Linked DNA regions of Homo sapiens: region 2 is linked to region 1. A link is a contact called in ENCODE Hi-C or POLR2A ChIA-PET data. All regions are on one chromosome and are shown on one strand. Each heading gives the region's core, a stretch centred on a gene start or an enhancer-like site at or near the end of the contact. The rest is flanking DNA. Distances are from core to core; before and after follow the strand shown. Region 1 overlaps VIPR2 (vasoactive intestinal peptide receptor 2). Region 2 overlaps VIPR2 (vasoactive intestinal peptide receptor 2).

What was found. Hi-C counts contacts between places; a loop is a spot of excess contacts on that map. ChIA-PET counts read pairs that join two places held with the same protein, here RNA polymerase II (POLR2A). Pooled maps may share reads with other maps.
Region 2: a map of Right ventricle myocardium inferior shows a loop between it and region 1 (2.5-fold over the local background). The contact joins two enhancer-like sites. A Hi-C loop is called at or near these places in 3 of 168 maps with a recorded cell type or tissue (Right ventricle myocardium inferior, aorta and left colon) and 4 of 50 pooled maps. POLR2A ChIA-PET finds 5 or more read pairs at or near these places in 3 of 52 experiments (H1, Panc1 and activated T-cell).

Annotation. Positions count from the first base shown.
Region 1 is chr7:159,027,117-159,034,837 of GRCh38, forward strand. It overlaps VIPR2 (vasoactive intestinal peptide receptor 2), which reads right to left. Exons shown (of 13, transcript NM_003382.5): 9 at 7,465-7,534; 10 at 7,097-7,188; 11 at 4,822-4,951; 12 at 4,712-4,753; 13 at 1,059-3,673. The coding sequence ends at 3,500. Among named protein-coding and RNA genes, the nearest start is that of LINC00689, 23 kb to the left of the region's middle. RefSeq lists enhancers at 1,052-1,980, 4,099-4,751. Within about 2 kb of position 3,520, at least 22 of the 41 ENCODE cell types and tissues checked have a DNase peak (open chromatin) inside an H3K27ac peak, as active enhancers do.
Region 2 is chr7:159,111,703-159,119,423 of GRCh38, forward strand. The region is part of intron 2 of VIPR2 (vasoactive intestinal peptide receptor 2); the gene reads right to left. Among named protein-coding and RNA genes, the nearest start is that of VIPR2, 29 kb to the right of the region's middle. RefSeq lists an enhancer at 1,046-1,721. Within about 2 kb of position 4,014, at least 3 of the 41 ENCODE cell types and tissues checked have a DNase peak (open chromatin) inside an H3K27ac peak, as active enhancers do.

The sequences.
Region 1 (7,721 bases), core at 2,270-4,769:
CAAGTTTGTACCGACGGAGGAAGGCACTGGGACCCCGCTTCAGTCGGGCACGAGTTTCCCCCAGAGAGGGGAGGAGGCAGGCAGAGGACTTCACTTTCTATGTAATCTTTGCCTACAGAGTTTGACGTTTTGTAACTGTCCTGTATAATTTGTCATCTGAAAGCCTGAAAAAAATAGCCAATTAAAAAGCTGCCATTGGTGATGAGAAAGAACGAAGCTATTGCCACGGGTGGAGGAGGGGCTTCTGCAGATCGGCCCCCGGCCCTGCACCTTCTGCCTCCCATCAGGGCTGAGTCTCCTCAGGCGGCTGAATATTTCCCACCTCAGGCAAATGGACACTAAGCTCCTGAGTCAGACAAAACAGTGACTCCCTGGAGGGCTGTGTGCCCAGCCCCTTCTCCCCCTTCCCACCTGCTTTGCTCTTAGGAAAGTCACCAAAGGCTGGTTGGTGTGGCTCATTCTAGGTTTGACTCCTTAGGAATGTGGCTTTTACCAGCGTGCTGTATCCCTCCTGACAACACAGCCATCTGGTGGAGCGTGGAGTTCATTGGAAATGCATTTTATTTGCTTGTAGCATACATGTGGCTAAGGCTCAGCACACACGGAGATTCGCATATGTGTGCACACGCCCCACGCACACACCCACACACGCATGTGCATCACATGAACGCGCGTGCACACACACACTCCTGCACTCAGTCCTGCTCTATTAACAGGTTCTTGGGCTCTGCAGAGCTGACAGAGGCCGTGTTGGGTGCGGCAGGACAAGGCTGGGCGTGCAGGCGCCTCCTCCACAGGGCACTGCTCATGCGTCACAGCTGCCAGACGGAGGCTCCCCAATGGCGACGCTCTGACAGGGGTCCGTGACTCTCCTCAGGGAGAGGTGGCTGTTTCCAATGTCCTCCCTGGTGCCCTGTGGCTGGCAGGACCCTGCCCACCCTCTCCCTCCCCGTCCAAGCTCTGTTTTCATCTGAATGCAGCAGCCACGACTAACACGCCAAGTGTGTCCTCCATGCTCCAGAGCCTCAGATCTGGTCAGAGCAAGTTCTTACTCAGCATGCAGATGTGAAGTCAGGCTTTATTGAAGTATTTACACAGCTCATTCCCGCCACGTGGAGGAGTCTGCGACATTCCACACACAATGACAGTTAAAGACACCTGCTGACCACTGGGTCCTGCTTCCCCTGCTCACCAGGCATCTGTCAGGAAACAGCCGGCCCCTCTACCAGGAGAAACCAGTCAGCTCCGCTGAACAGTGGCACATGTGCGGTTGAGGGGAGATTGTCCCCTGAGCACACCTGATGACTGATGACTGCCCACACCCAACCACCGACCATCAACAACCAGTGCCTGGTAACCACCTGACACGTCCACTCACGCCCACTTCCTCAGCGTCCCCTCTGGGTCACAGCTCAGTGTCGGCACCTGGCCACTGACCCAACACCTTCAGTTACCACAAATCTTTGTTTCCTCAAAAACCTGAGAGTAGGTGGGGGATGCTCCCTTTTGTCCTTTGAAAGCTGGGCAAGGCTGGGGGTGGGTCTGTCCAAACCCTACAGGGGAGGAACAGCCGAGGGGCCGCACTGAACCTGGGGTCTGCAGCGTCCACCTGCCTCCCTCTCGCTCCACATGCTCAGCCGTCCTTTCCTGGGCACCTGGCCTGGGCCGTTTACTCCCCAGTATCCGTCTGTGATGGATCCTCTGCGGCCCCCAGAAATGGTGGGTTGTTCTGTAGATCCGACCGCCTCACCTGTCTCCCCAAACCAACCTCGGGTTCATTCTCCCAGAAGTCCAGGGATGAGCTTGTTGCAGCAGAGGGGTGTGGCCGGCGTGGCCCAGGGTGTGCAGGACAGGGTGCGGACCTTTGGGGATTGAGGGGTCTCTGGACACTGCTGCTTTGCTGTCCTAACAGCCCCTCTGTCCGGCCTCATTTTACCGGGGATATGGGTTTTGCAAACCAAGGTGACACTGACAGGATGTGTGAGCTTCCCTGTGGCTGCCTCCCGGCACAGCTGTCCCGACCTTTGACATCGCGCCCCAGCTGGGGTCTGTGATGCCACCAATGCACAGGAACAAGACATTCATTTTTAAGGGAAAAGTGGAGTCAAATGTGCTCAGAACAACTGAGTCCCACAGTCGGGGCACCTGGGCCAGGGCTGGGCAGCTTGCTGAGGTCCATCGAGCGCTGTGGGGGCCAGGGCTTGGCACACACATGGAGACTGTGCCCTGATATCCCCACCCTTCTGCAGCTGGCTCAGCAACGTCCCCAGACACCCTCCCCACATCTGCAAACCACCCTTCGCCTGAAGGAGCAGCCGCTAGGGCTGCTGAGCGCCAGCTCTGGGGAGGAGGGCTTGAAACAGTTTTATATGTTGTTAAAATAATTCTTATCCTAAGATTATTTTTGTTAAAAAGAGAATAGGTTTCCGGTTCCCACTCAGCTGTATCCCGCACCCCACGTAACCCCATCACCAGGGGCCCGCAGGCCTGGCCGCAGCTGGCCTGGGGCTGAGCGTCAGGCTCTGCGGCTCCCACAGGGCGGCAGGTGACCTCCTGAGGCAGAGCCAGAGCTGCTGAGGGTCCCACGGAACACCTGTGTGGAGAGGTCCCCTCCTTCATGACCTTGCTCTCCTGATCTGGTTGTCTCCTCAGCCCGCCTTCCGTGGGGAGGCAAAACAGCCCTGTGGAGTTGGGTGGGGCAGGGCTCAGCCGGGCCGGGTGGGCGCCCCAAGAGAGAGGACGGGCTGCCCTCCTGTTGATTTCTCCTGGTCCTAACGTCAGGGGGGCCCTGACTGGCTTCCCTCTGTCCTGCAGATGAGGGGGCTACCCTTATGGGACCTGGGAGGCCGCCCTGATGTGGGACGGATGTCACCCGGTGGTCGCCCAGGCTCGTGCTGGGCCACACAACTGCGTTTCCACATTTCCTCCTTGGCTCCCCTATTCTCTTGGGCCGGGCGCAGTGGCTCACGCCTTAATCCCAGCACTTTGGGAGGCCGAGGCGGGCCCATCACGAGGTCAGGAGATCGAGACCATCCTGGCTAACATGGTGAAACCCTGTCTCTACTAAAAATACAAAAAATTAGCCAGGCGTGTTGGCGGGCGCCTGTAGTCCCAGCTATGGGAGGCTGAGGCAGGAGAATGGCGTGAACCCGGGAGGCGGAGCTTGCAGGGAGCAGAGATCAGGCCACTGCAGTCCAGCCTGGGCGACAGAGCGAGACTCCGTCTCAAAAAAAAAAAAAAAAAAAAAAGTGGATCCACTATACGGCTGAAACACATTTTGCACAAGATTATCTAAATGCTGGAGTTTAAATCGAGTCAATGACAACACGACTCCAATTCCAGGTATGGGGTTTAGTGGACAACCAGCTTGACGGAGTCAGGACCGCGCTGACCTGCCCGACACGGTGCTCGGGCATCTGGAAGGAGGAAGCCGGCGTCTCAGCCCCGCAGAAGCCCCGAACCGTGGGCCTCCCGCCGCGTCCGACAGGCAGGGGTGGGGCTAGATGACCGAGGTCTCCGTTTGCAGGAAGGACTGGGCGCGGGAGCCGCGGTGGAACTGCAGGGCGCCCTCCGAGCCGTTGCGGGAGAAGGAGGAACCGCAGACCCTGTAATCCCGGCTCGCGGACGGGGTCGGGCACCGGCTTCGCCATTTTCGCTTCAGCTCGCACTGCACCTGGGAGGTGAGGGCAGCGGGAACGCCCGTGAGCCTGGGCAGGTGCGGGCGGCTGCTATGGGAAGCGCGGCCCGCGAGCCTCCAGCTCTCCCTCCCGCCTGCTCCCGTATCTGTGTTGCCAGCAGATGGACAGAAACAGAAACGGCCTTGGGGGCAGAGGCTGGAGGGAGCGGGAACTGGACGGCCACAGGAGGGCGGGGGACGCTGCCAGACTCTAAGACTGTGCGTGGGTGGTTCGGGGATCGCCACTGCCGCGGTAAGCGCAGTCCCACAGTCTCAGATAGTTAATATTTCTCTGAAAAGATTTTCCTTAGCAGCCGGGGTTGTGACGGTGCTGGGCCTCCGTCTCCTTCCCTGTTCCCAGCGGGCAGGGAATGTTAGCCCTGGGAGGGGGTGGGGATGAGTGAGGGGTGCCCGGACGGCAGAGGAGGGAGGAGGACAAGTGGCACTACTCGGGCTCAGCTTTGCAGAAGCCGTGCTGGTGAAAGCTGCATGTCAAGCAAAGAAAGCGCCAGCAACCGCAGCGTGGGGCGGGAGGGTCAGGGGTCAGGGGACGGGGCCAGGCCGTTGGAGCAGCCCGGAGACAGCCTCCCTGGCTGGGAATGAACGCAGGGCAGAGCTCGGCTCCGGGCTTCCTCCCCAGGGACTCACAGGACGCTGTGCAGCCCCACCCCCCAACCCAGGCCCGGCTTTCTGGGACTCACAAGCTATGGTCAGGAGCGAGACGCCGACCATGGGGAAAAACAGATTCTGTCTAGACCCGGCCGGGAGCTTTCCCGAGAGGGCTCCGAGACGGACGGCAGTCGATGCTACTTAGGGTGGACGGAAGGACGGCGGGGTTTGGAAGCTGGGCCCAGAAGAGTGGGTTTGCCTGTGTCGTTGTGGGTTCTCTGATGGGGACACAGAACTGTGGGGTCCCGGGCAGTAACTCGAGCCCGCGGAAGACAGGCATGTGTGGGGGCTGCGGCACCAGGCTGGGCAGCATCTCAGGAAGCAAGTGAGTACCTGTGCTTGGTTCCAAGGCGGCCATGAACTTACCTCACTGTTCAGGAAACAGTAGAGGACGGCCACCACCAGGCCCTGCAATGAGAAGAGATGGTCAGGCAGGACCCGCGCTCGGGGGAGGGCGGCCGCCTCCGCACACCTACCTGGAACGACCCGAGGCACAGCTCAAACAGTATCTGGTATTTGGAGGAGATGCTGATGGGAAACACGGCAAACACCATGTAGTGGACGCCGAACAGCGGGATAAGCAGGAGCGTGGACTTGGCCAGCCTCCTGCACAGAAGGAGATGAGCCAGCTCAGCTGCTGGACCCTCGGACCCTCTGCAAGCCTGGCTGGGTCCTTCTCAGGAGGGGGCAGCTGGGTGTGGGAGGGGCTCCACACCTCCTCTCCACTGCTGGAGTCCCCGCCCAACAAGAAAAACCACTGTTTCTTTACGTTTATGTCTGAGGCCCCTGTGCATATCTAGCACTCAGGGCCTGGGAACGTGCATTCCGGAAGTGTCCGTTTCTCCCAAATTCCCTCACAAGGACACACGCTGTGTCCTGGGGTTCATGGCTGGCAGGGGCAAGATTCCCTGTGAGTGACCCCAAACCTACACAGGCCCCGCCTGGGAGCCCGGCCCATCCTGAGGCAGGCATGGGACAAGAAGGCTGGCCTCCACCGCTGCCACACGCAGGTTTAAATGATGAGAACCGATCCTGCTCCCGGACCTGCAGCTCGTAACAGCTGGGCTCCGTGGGAGCCAGGTCCCTCAGTCAGCGGCAGAGGACCTGCCTGATTCCCTCTATTAACGCATCTGAAGTTTGCTGGAAAAGAGGCCTATCTGCGGCTGAGCTCTTGGCCCCTATCCAGGGAGGTTTTGCTACTTCTGTGACCAGAGTTACACAGAAAGGACCTCGTGTGGCCTCAAGGGTGTCTCGGCCTTTTCTGTTGTCCTGGAAAGGGAACAGATTTTGTTTCCAAATAAAAGCATCCATCTCCAAGTTCAATTTAACAAACACTCCCAAAGAACCAATGCAAAGGTCAGCATAGAAACTAAACAAGATTCACAGGAAATCCAAGTTCAACCTGAAAGGCAACCAAGAACGATCTTATTCGGGGGTCTCTGCCACACAGGCACCACCGGACTCCCCTGAGCAGGGACAAGGTCATGCTGCCATGCGGGGTCTGACATGGAATCCCATCCCTCGTGTGGGCAAGCAGAGACGGGATACTCCCTGGATTTAGACACTACACAGCAGAATTAGATTCTCTGGTTTACCAGACTCTTTTGCAATACTCTGGTGCCAGGCAGCAAATATCCGGCAAATATAGACTGCATTGATCCTCCTGACCTTAGTGACATTATTACTTCCATGTTACAGATGGGGAAGCTGAGGCATGGAGTGGCAAAGTGACTTCCCTCAGGGCACTGGCCGGTATCTGCACCCAGCTTTGGGGCTGTTGGCCATGCTCCTGTCTAACCGCCCCTCCCCAAATCCATCCCTGTTTTCTAAGGTGGGAGAAAAGGGAAATGCAGGCCAGGCACCCTCCTAGGCTGGGCGGCAGGGTTCCTGCCATGGTACAGCTCTGTGCACAGCCGCCCTTCCACCCCCGGTCAGTCTGAGCCCGAGGCACCTTCTGGGCTGGGCCAACCACTTCCACACCAAGCCAGTGTTTAGTTTATACTTGAATTTTGGTTTTTACCTTTTTAAAAAAAAATAAATTCTTGATATAAATTTATGGAGTCTTTGCATTACTTTATAGATTCCCCGGATCATCATGAATTAGCTGGATGACTGGGGGTGACTGGCTGAACGTCTGCCCTGTCTTCATCTACTGAAGGGAGATCACAATGCCATCTTCATGTAATCACGTGGGCAGGAAACGCTTTCTGAATTTTTATTAAGTACAAGGCCTGGTATTAGGGCTGGCAGTAGACACACGGCCATGGACACATGGCCATGTCTGAGGGGGAGACAGAATTAAATGTAAAATAAAAAATACTGTGTGGTCAAGGAGAAAAAGACAGGCTGTATAACATGTAAGTGGGCGGATGCTTAAACAAGCAAGTTCACTGGAGAGGACTTTCTTCTGGCCTTGAAATAAAAGAAATGGTGCCTGACTTCCACAGTTGCCAAGGCCAGAAGTGCCCCTGCTGAGTCCTCCCAGGTCATCAGGTGCAGAATCACACCCTATCTAGATGGCGGGTGTTTTAAACCACCAAATTTTGGAGTGATTTGTTACTTCGCCAGGGAAATGCTGTCCAGGGCCTCTCTGAGCCTTGGGCAGGAGCAGAGCCCTGGGGCCCAGCCTCGAGGTGTGACAGTGGCGGAGGCGGAGTCGCCGCACCTCCAGGGCCTTCCTGGCAGCGTGGGGGTCTCCTGTCTCCACACGGCATCCCCATCAGGGACGGCCAGGCCGGGACACACACTCACTTGTACTGAGACTGGTCGTTGCCGCCGACATCTGGGGATGTTAACTTCTGCAGCAAAATTCGTATAATACTAATGAAAAGGACAAAATTGACCTGCACAAGAGATAATAAGTTTGTGAAACAGACACGTGGATCCCTAATTTGCCCTGAAGTCCACCTGATTTCGACCCTCCCCTCCGCTCCCTCAGTCCCTCCCTCCTTCCCTGGGAACTGCCTCTGGGGGTCCACATGCCTGAAGAGGTCCTTTTCCGGGAAGGCTGAGTGATGCGTGGAATGGGGTCAGTTCTATTTAATAAAGGATGGCAGGCTTGCTGTCTGCCCAAGTGTGTGATTCCACAGATAATCCACATGTCAACAGGGACTACTTACGATGATGGAAATTAAAATCGGTATTCGTATGACCCACCAGGGCACACTGTGGTCGTTTGTATCCCAGCAACTGTCAGAGAGAGATGGGAAATCAGGTTACCACCAACCACTTTCGCAAGACAGGTACAGAAGAATGAGCGCCTGCCCCTCCCAACTTGCCCACTCCCCTCACCGTGGAAGCACAATTTCTCTGCACTGACAGATCGTAAAGGAATCTGTCCCAGGGAGTGATTGTGTTTTGTTTCATGCTTTCAAAA
Region 2 (7,721 bases), core at 2,764-5,263, 85 kb after region 1:
TAATATTGTTATTTTAAAATAATGGGCTGGGTGTAGTGACTCATGTTTGTAATCTCAACACTTTGGCAGGCTGAGGCGGGATAATCCCTTGAGCCCAAGACTTCAAGACCAGCGTGGGCAACATAGCGAGACCCCATCTCTACAGAAAATATTTAAAAATTCGCTGGAGGTAACAGAGCATGCCTATAGTCCCAGCTACTAGGGAGGCTGAGGTGGGAGGATCACTTGAGCCTGGGAGGTCGAGGTTGCAGTTAGTAAAGATCATGGCACCGCACTCCAGCCCGGGCGACAGAGCGAGACCTCGTCTCAATAAATAAACAATAAATAAGATAATGTATAGTAAGATAACTAATACATAATACAAATTATAATGCAATAATTATATACTGTATAATACTAATTGCTGCTTTAAATTTCAACAGAGATACTAAATTCATACCACATCAAACAGTCTTTGCATTACAGTAGGATTTGATTTAAACATCTAGAGCTAATCATCTGATCCCTTCAATGGCCAGGGAAAGTCTTCTCTTCATTTGTTCCTTTATTGGACCGCACGTGAGGGAGCAGAGCTAGACGCTGTCAGGATGTGAGGAAGCGGACTCGAGGGCGTCAGGGCGCCGAGGCTGAGGTAGCAGCCGGAAGTGCAGCCGAAGGCGCAGCCGGAAGCGCTGCCACAGTGCCGGTCGCACACGTGGCACTGGCTGCAACCTCCTGGCAACAGCTGCCAGGCGGGAACACAGGAGTTTCTCTCTCAGCTTCTCAACCTCACGCAAAGGACAGCCAAAAATTTGAAAGGGCAGCACCAAGAGATGTCACTACAGCCTTGCAGACAGAAGCAACTGTGTTAAATAGGCAGGCAGAGGAGGGGGAGAAGCGAGAGACAGGCCATCGGTACCCCCGGCACCGGCAAGGGTGGAGGACGCTGCAGGGAACCGACGGGACCCGGCCGAGAGCCCCGACTGTGAGGAGGCGGCTCACGGCGCCTACCTGGGACCGACCCTGACTGTGAGGAGGAGACTCACGGCGCCTACCTGGGACCGACCCTGACTGTGAGAAGGAGGCTCATGGCGCCTGCCTGGGACGGGACCCGGCTGAGAGCCCCGACTGTGAAGAGGAGGCTCACGGCGCCTACCTGGGACCGACCCTGACTGTGAGGAGGAGACTCACGGGACCTACTTGGGACCGGATCCTGACCGTGAGGAGGAGGCTCATGGCGCCTTCCTGGGGCCAGATCCCCAACCGAGGACCCCGACTGTGTGAGCAGGAGGCTCACAATGCCTGCCTGGGGCCAGACCCCAGCTCAAGGATCCCGACTTGGCAAGGAGGGGGAATCCAGAAGGAGTGGCTCTAGGAGTGAGAGAAGAGAGACAGACCCTCTCACATTGTTTTAGATTGTTTTATACTCAGAAAAGGAAACAGAAGCGAAACTAAAGGCAGGTAGCCCAGCGCCTAGGAACCAGACCCGACACCAGGCCTGGACCTGCCTGACCTAAGCCTGGTAGTTAAAATTTGACCCCTGACCTAGCAACTGATGTTATCTATAGATTGCAGACATTGTATAGAAAGACACTGTGAAACTTCCCGGTCTGTTCTGTTTCACTCTGACCACCCGTGCATGCAGCCCCTGTCACATACCCCCTGGCTTGCTCAATCAATCATGACCCTTTCATGTGAAACCCTTAGCGTTGTGAGCCCTTAAAAGGGACAAAAATTGTGCACCTGACAAGCTCGGATTTTAAGACGCTAGTCTGCCAATGCTTCCAGCTGATTAAAGCCACTCCCTTCACCATCTCGGTGTCTGAGGGGTTTTGTCTGCAGCTCGTCCTGCTACAAGAGAAAAAATGGAACCCTGAGACCACCTCAGTGCAGTGTCTTGAGAGTGTTCTGGCCTGAGGTTTGATGCCTAATTATTGAGAGGTAGGTGAAAAACCCAGCAACAGAAAAACGAGGAAAAGCATAAAGTTATGAAGAAAGGAAATGCTGGATATTATGTGGCTCAACTGTGATGGCAATGATGTACACCAGCAATGTGAAGTGAGTCTATCAGGAGGCTGGCAGGATGATAAATTATACTTGGGTGGTGGGAATGGCACAGGAGAGATAGATCTTTATTCTTGTTAGAAATCTAATGGACACTGGGATGTAAATTGGGAGGAAGAAAGAAAAGAAACAGGAGCATAAGTATGCTGTTTAGAAATAAAATAAATACCAGAGAAGAGATGAAAGAGATGCTGCCATAGGGCTGAGAACTGGGGATGACGAGGGGCCGGAGACTATTATCTTCATACAGCCTTGTAGTATCATTTGCCTTTTACAATTTTATAAATGCACTCTGTTGAAAACTAGCATTTAAAGTGTATCATTATATTAAGATACCCATTTTTAAATGTTTACATTTTTAAGGAACATTGTGCAGGCCAAAGCAAAATAGTGCATGAATAGGTCATCAGTTCAGTGTTGGACATAAGTGATTCAAATTTGGCACAGTGAACCCTTTGGGAGAGGCAGCGAATTTGGGAGAGGCAGCAAGTCCTTCTGTAGGAGTGTGCGCCGAGGCACAGGACGGCATGGGAGGAGAAGGGGAGGCAGGCAGGGCCACCCCCGAGAGAAGCACAGCCACTTGGAGACGCCTGTCTGTTTGGAAAGCAGTGGGCAGCTGAGATTTCATGAAACAAAGGATTTGCAGATGGAGTGAGAAACAAACAAAAGTGCTCGGATAAGGCAGTCAGGGAAATGGGACTTGTTAAGCTCTGGTGGCAACCTAGGTTTTCCAGATGGTGATCATAAAATCAAAGGTCGCTCTGAAAAGTGGAAAATGTATCAATAGACTCTGAAAAGTTACTTGGTAAAATTCAGTGGCCATTTCTAATTTTTTAAAACCCTAAATAAAATAGTAAAATAATGAGACTCCCTTAACATCACAGAGAATATTTGTTAAAAATAGCAAGCATTAAGCCAGGCACTGTGGTAAGTACCTGCAGTCCCAGCCACCCAGGAGGCTGAGGTAGGAGGATTGCTTGAGCCCAGGAGCTTGAGTCAAGCCCGGGTGACTGAGTGAGGCCCTGTCTCAAAGAAAAAAAAGAGGAAAGAAAGAATAGAAAGAGAGAGAGGGAGAGAGAAAGGAAGGAAGAAGGGAGGGAGGGAGGGAGCGGGGAGGGAAGAAAAAGAGAAAGAGCAAGTATTAGACATGTTTAAACAGAATTGTACAACTGAGGAGCCAGGTTGGGTACCTGCAATTCATTATTATTCAACAATGTGTCATAAGTTGCAGCTAAAACAGCAGATGAAAGAAGAACTAAGAGGTATAAATTGGTAAAAAGTAGAGAAAAAACCCTAGAACTGTACTTTCTATATGGCAACCACTAGCCTCACATGGCCATTTAAATGAAAGCTAATTAAAAGGAGATGCAGTTAAAGGTTTGGTTCCTCAGTTGCAGCCGCCGCATTTGAATGCTCCGCAGTGGAACTTGGCTGGTAGCCATCACACCAGCATTTCCACTACCATGGGAAATTCTACTCGACAGCACTGTCTAGGGTCAGAGTTAGACAAATGCAACATAAACCCAGCAAACCTGTCTCACAAATCAAGAAGCAAAAAGAGAGAGAAAAGAGCAATGAAACCCTTTGGCTCGCACACCGAGGCAGAAGCTCAGAGGAGCCGCTTCTCTGGGTCATTGTTCTTCGGCTAAAATGTCCCATGTAAATAATCCAAAATACCTTTGAATCAATATAAATGATAAAGTTGTTTCACTTATCACCCCAATCTTCCTCTTTCAAAACTTGGCAGAGGGGTAGAGAAGGAGCCTCCTCTGATCTCAGCAGCCTCTCACCCAAAGTCATGGTCAGGGCTTGGCAGGCAAGCCTGGCTGAAACAGGACTTCAATCTGTCTGCTTTGGACGTCTCACCTTAATTAGAACACAGCAAGGTGTGTCACCACTAGTGCTTAGAATGTGTCACCAAAGCCCCTGAGCTCAGGCTTGCTGGCTGGGTCGTCCCTTGGCCTTTTCAGATCACGCCCCTGACGTGCTGCCTGCAGCCTCCAAGGTCAGGGTGCTGGGAATGGAGGAACTCAGGCTGGCAAAGCTGGTGTCCGAGCTGCCCCACGCCCTCTAGCTGCCCTTCTCACCTCCGATTCCGTTGCTGCTTCTAGTCTTTCCTAAGCACTCAAGTCAGCTTCCTGGGGCCACGTGCTTCCTTTCATATACCAGCTTAGGCTGCGTTTAGCTAAGTAGTCAGGCAGCAGGTGTGAGGCATCGATTTGTTTGTGAACAGCAAGGTCTCCCAGGGCTGCTGTGAGCTCCACCCATTGGACATGGGGTCTTGTCCCCACCCTGCTATGTGGCCCCGTGACCTGTGCTGACCCCTCGGACTGACAGGCTCTTCCTTCTGGAAGGTGGTCATCACGGAAGGGCTGGAGCAGTTGGTGGGAGCCCTGGTCGGAAAGGCTGCAGGGAGAAGGCTTAGGCACCTGCTGAATGTAGGAAAGGAACAGCTTGGGTGACGTGGGCAGAACCTTTTGGGCCAACCTCAGAGCCTTGGGAGGAGCCAACTACTAATTTTGAAGCCAAGTTTCAGGAGATTTGTGCCATAGCCACACATAACCAGGAGCAAATCTTCCTGGGAAGCAAACAGCTGGCAGAGCAGAGTCACATGGGCCCTCCAGAGGGCACTGCAGTGGGTTGGCACCGGCATGGTCAGTGCCCGCATGGTCAGTGCATTTGGGAAAGCAAGTGGGCAGAGTGGGCAGTGACCGGTGGTCAGTCACAGGGGCTGGTCAGGGGGCTGGAAGCTTCCAGGCAATGAGTGACTTTTCAATGTAGACTGGCAGTGGTGGCTTCCTAATTTTTGCTTGAAAATCAGCTTAGTCTCCTGAAAAAGACACTGTAGACTAAGTCGTTCAGAAAAACGGACCCTGTGATGGTGCAGCCTTCCGACATTTCTGAGGCTTCACAGCATTTTCAACGGAATACACAGGGTTTGGGAAAGGCTGCTGCTTGAACAAGTTCTTACCGGTATGCTGGGAATTCCTCCAGGTGGAATTCTGAGGAACACAGCAGTAACTCAATTATGTGACACCTTCCAGCCAAAGGGGAGTGCGCACAGAGTGGGGAGGAACCTACAGGAACCTGCAATCCTACCGTATAAAAGACGCTGCCTTCTGTCCAGAGACTCCCTAGGAAGTCCTGGCTCTTACAGATGACGTTATAGGTGTTACTTTGAGCTCTGGATTTGGATTTATTTTCTCATTATTTCAATGTCAATGACATAAACATCAATTAAATTTCAAGAGACTCTTACGACATGCTCCCCCTTATCTAGGAAATGACTTTTACATATACTCCATTTTGTCCTCCCAGCAACTCCCTGAAGAAGGCGAGAGCCCCTGTCCTCACACTGGGGAGGAGACCAGGTTCACAGAGGGGAGGAAACACACTCTGACCACAGGACGGAGTGCGGGAGCCAGCCGAGCAGTCGGGCTTCTGGGTCACTGCCCTTTCCCTAGAAGGTCCCTTGCCATCTCAGACTGCATGGGACTTGCTTTATCACCAGTGTATACCACACACGAGGCTTCCTGTGACTTAATTTCTCAATGATTTTGTAATTATAAAAGCACTGGTCATGGAGCCAATGGGTAGGTATGTGGGTCCAGGATCCTCTTTAAACCTCCGGCGTGAATGAGGATGAATCCCTTTGTATGGCCTGTGAACAGACAGGATAACAGTGAGCACATGAAACATAGTGCCGCACCACACAAAGGCAATGCAGGACGTCATCTCAGAGGTGGGGCTGCACCTGCTGACCTGAGTCATGGACACAGATGGGTGCAACTCCAGTTGTCACCTGCACCATGCTTGCCACGCAGCTCATGCTCTCTTTGGACAATGGGCAGCTCTGGGAGGTGGTGCCCTAGATCTTCCCATGGTTCCCCCACACCCTCCTTCCATCTTCAGAGTCACCTGCCCCTACCCCACATGCAACTCCACAGAGAGTGGCAGCTGAGGGTGGGTGGCCCAGGAGGCCCGAGTCATGGGAAGCCACCCTGCTGCTGTCATCAGTGACCAAGTGTCAGCAGGACTTGGAGGAGGGGCATGAGGGCTGAAGCTGCTTCATCCAGACAGGGCTGGGGAACAGCTCTAGGAACCAGCGAGTGGGAAAAGGAAAGCTGAGAAGCAAAGCCTCCTGAGACTGGCCATCGGCTCGGATGACAGCTTGCCTCCAACGCATTTAGAAGCAAATATTTCCAATCGCATCCTCCACTCAAGAAAGCTTGACTTATGTCTCAAGTGACAACAACAAAGCTTCCTCCAGAATCTGGGCAGAGCAGGAAGTCCCAGCTGGTTCTCACGGGGAGCTCAGAGAGGCCGGGGGCGTCCCAGTCATCGAATACTCCCCTTGCACAGCAAATAACGGGCTGAAGGATGAGCCACTCTCTTCCTGCTGGGGGGCTGCTGAAGCCCCTGTGACCACTCCTTCCGAAGGTGGGTGTTTAAATACCTTCCCAGCCGCATGTCTGAGTGGTTGAGTTCTCTGCAATCCTCGCCGCTTCTGCCCCAAACGGTAACAGGATTCTTCCTGGAGATAGCCACGAGGAAAAGACCTGCAGGAGGAATTCCGATTGCCTGGTTGTGATGGAGTGTGCTGCTGGAGACCATTTTCTGTGTCTCAAGGAGCTGCATGTGAAAGCAGTCAGCCTGGTCCATCTCAGGGAACGAGCTTAAAACACAGGTCCTGATGAGCAAGACCAAGGCGGGAGAACAGCGTGCTCAGCATCCCACCTCCCCTGCCTCCTGATCCTGCCTCTTCCTGTGCAGTGCTTCCAGGTTCAGTGGGTGTTTACGGTGAATGAGACGGAGGGGAAGGAAGAGAGAAATGGAAACGTAGCCGCCATTCAATGGCAGGCATGAGCCCAGCTCCACTAGCCCCTCTCTTCCAGCCCAGACAGAGATGCATGATCAGGTCCAAGTTCTTTCATTATAGAAAGTGACTTTTTCTCTTACCTTAAGAGAAACCAGAAAAACTGCACTTCTTGTACCGTGGTGATTCTTTGTATAAAATCTGCTGTGACCAGAACAACGTGGCTCCCACGGTCACTTGGCGCGGGTGCACAGAGCTGCTCCTGGATGCTGTCACCAGCATGGGCTCTGCTGTTCCGAGTGCACAGAACCGAGGCCTGGGTGTGCGGCACAGCGCTTTGTGCACTCCTACAGACCACACCTCCATACAGACCACACCTTCAGAGGAAAATTCGCTATAATTTCCTTCAGAGGAAACTGCTATAAACACCCACACCCCAGGGGTTCTGGTTTAATTTGCCTGGAGGATGTTTTTATTGTTTCAGGATTCTTCGTGGTTCCAAGTGTACCCAGGGCTGAGGCCCAGCCTTGGAATGCAGAGGCTGGAATGGGGTCACCATGTAGGGTGGTCCCTAGCCATCCATTTAAACAGGCCCTGGCGATTCTGACAATGGGCCGCAGCTCCCCGGGTGGACACAGGAGATAGGAAGGATGGGGCCCAGGCATGCAGGGGTCCCGCCCCACAGCTCCTGGCTGCCCCTGAGCATGTTGCTAACCCTAGGCCTCAGTTTGCTCCTCTGCAGAACAGAGATGACACCAGGTAGGAAGTGATCACAAGCACCGCAAGGTAGAGCTGGGTGCACGGGGCCTCGACTGCAGGGTGGCGGCACTCAGAGCTCCTGCAGGACAACACGTGGCCTGCG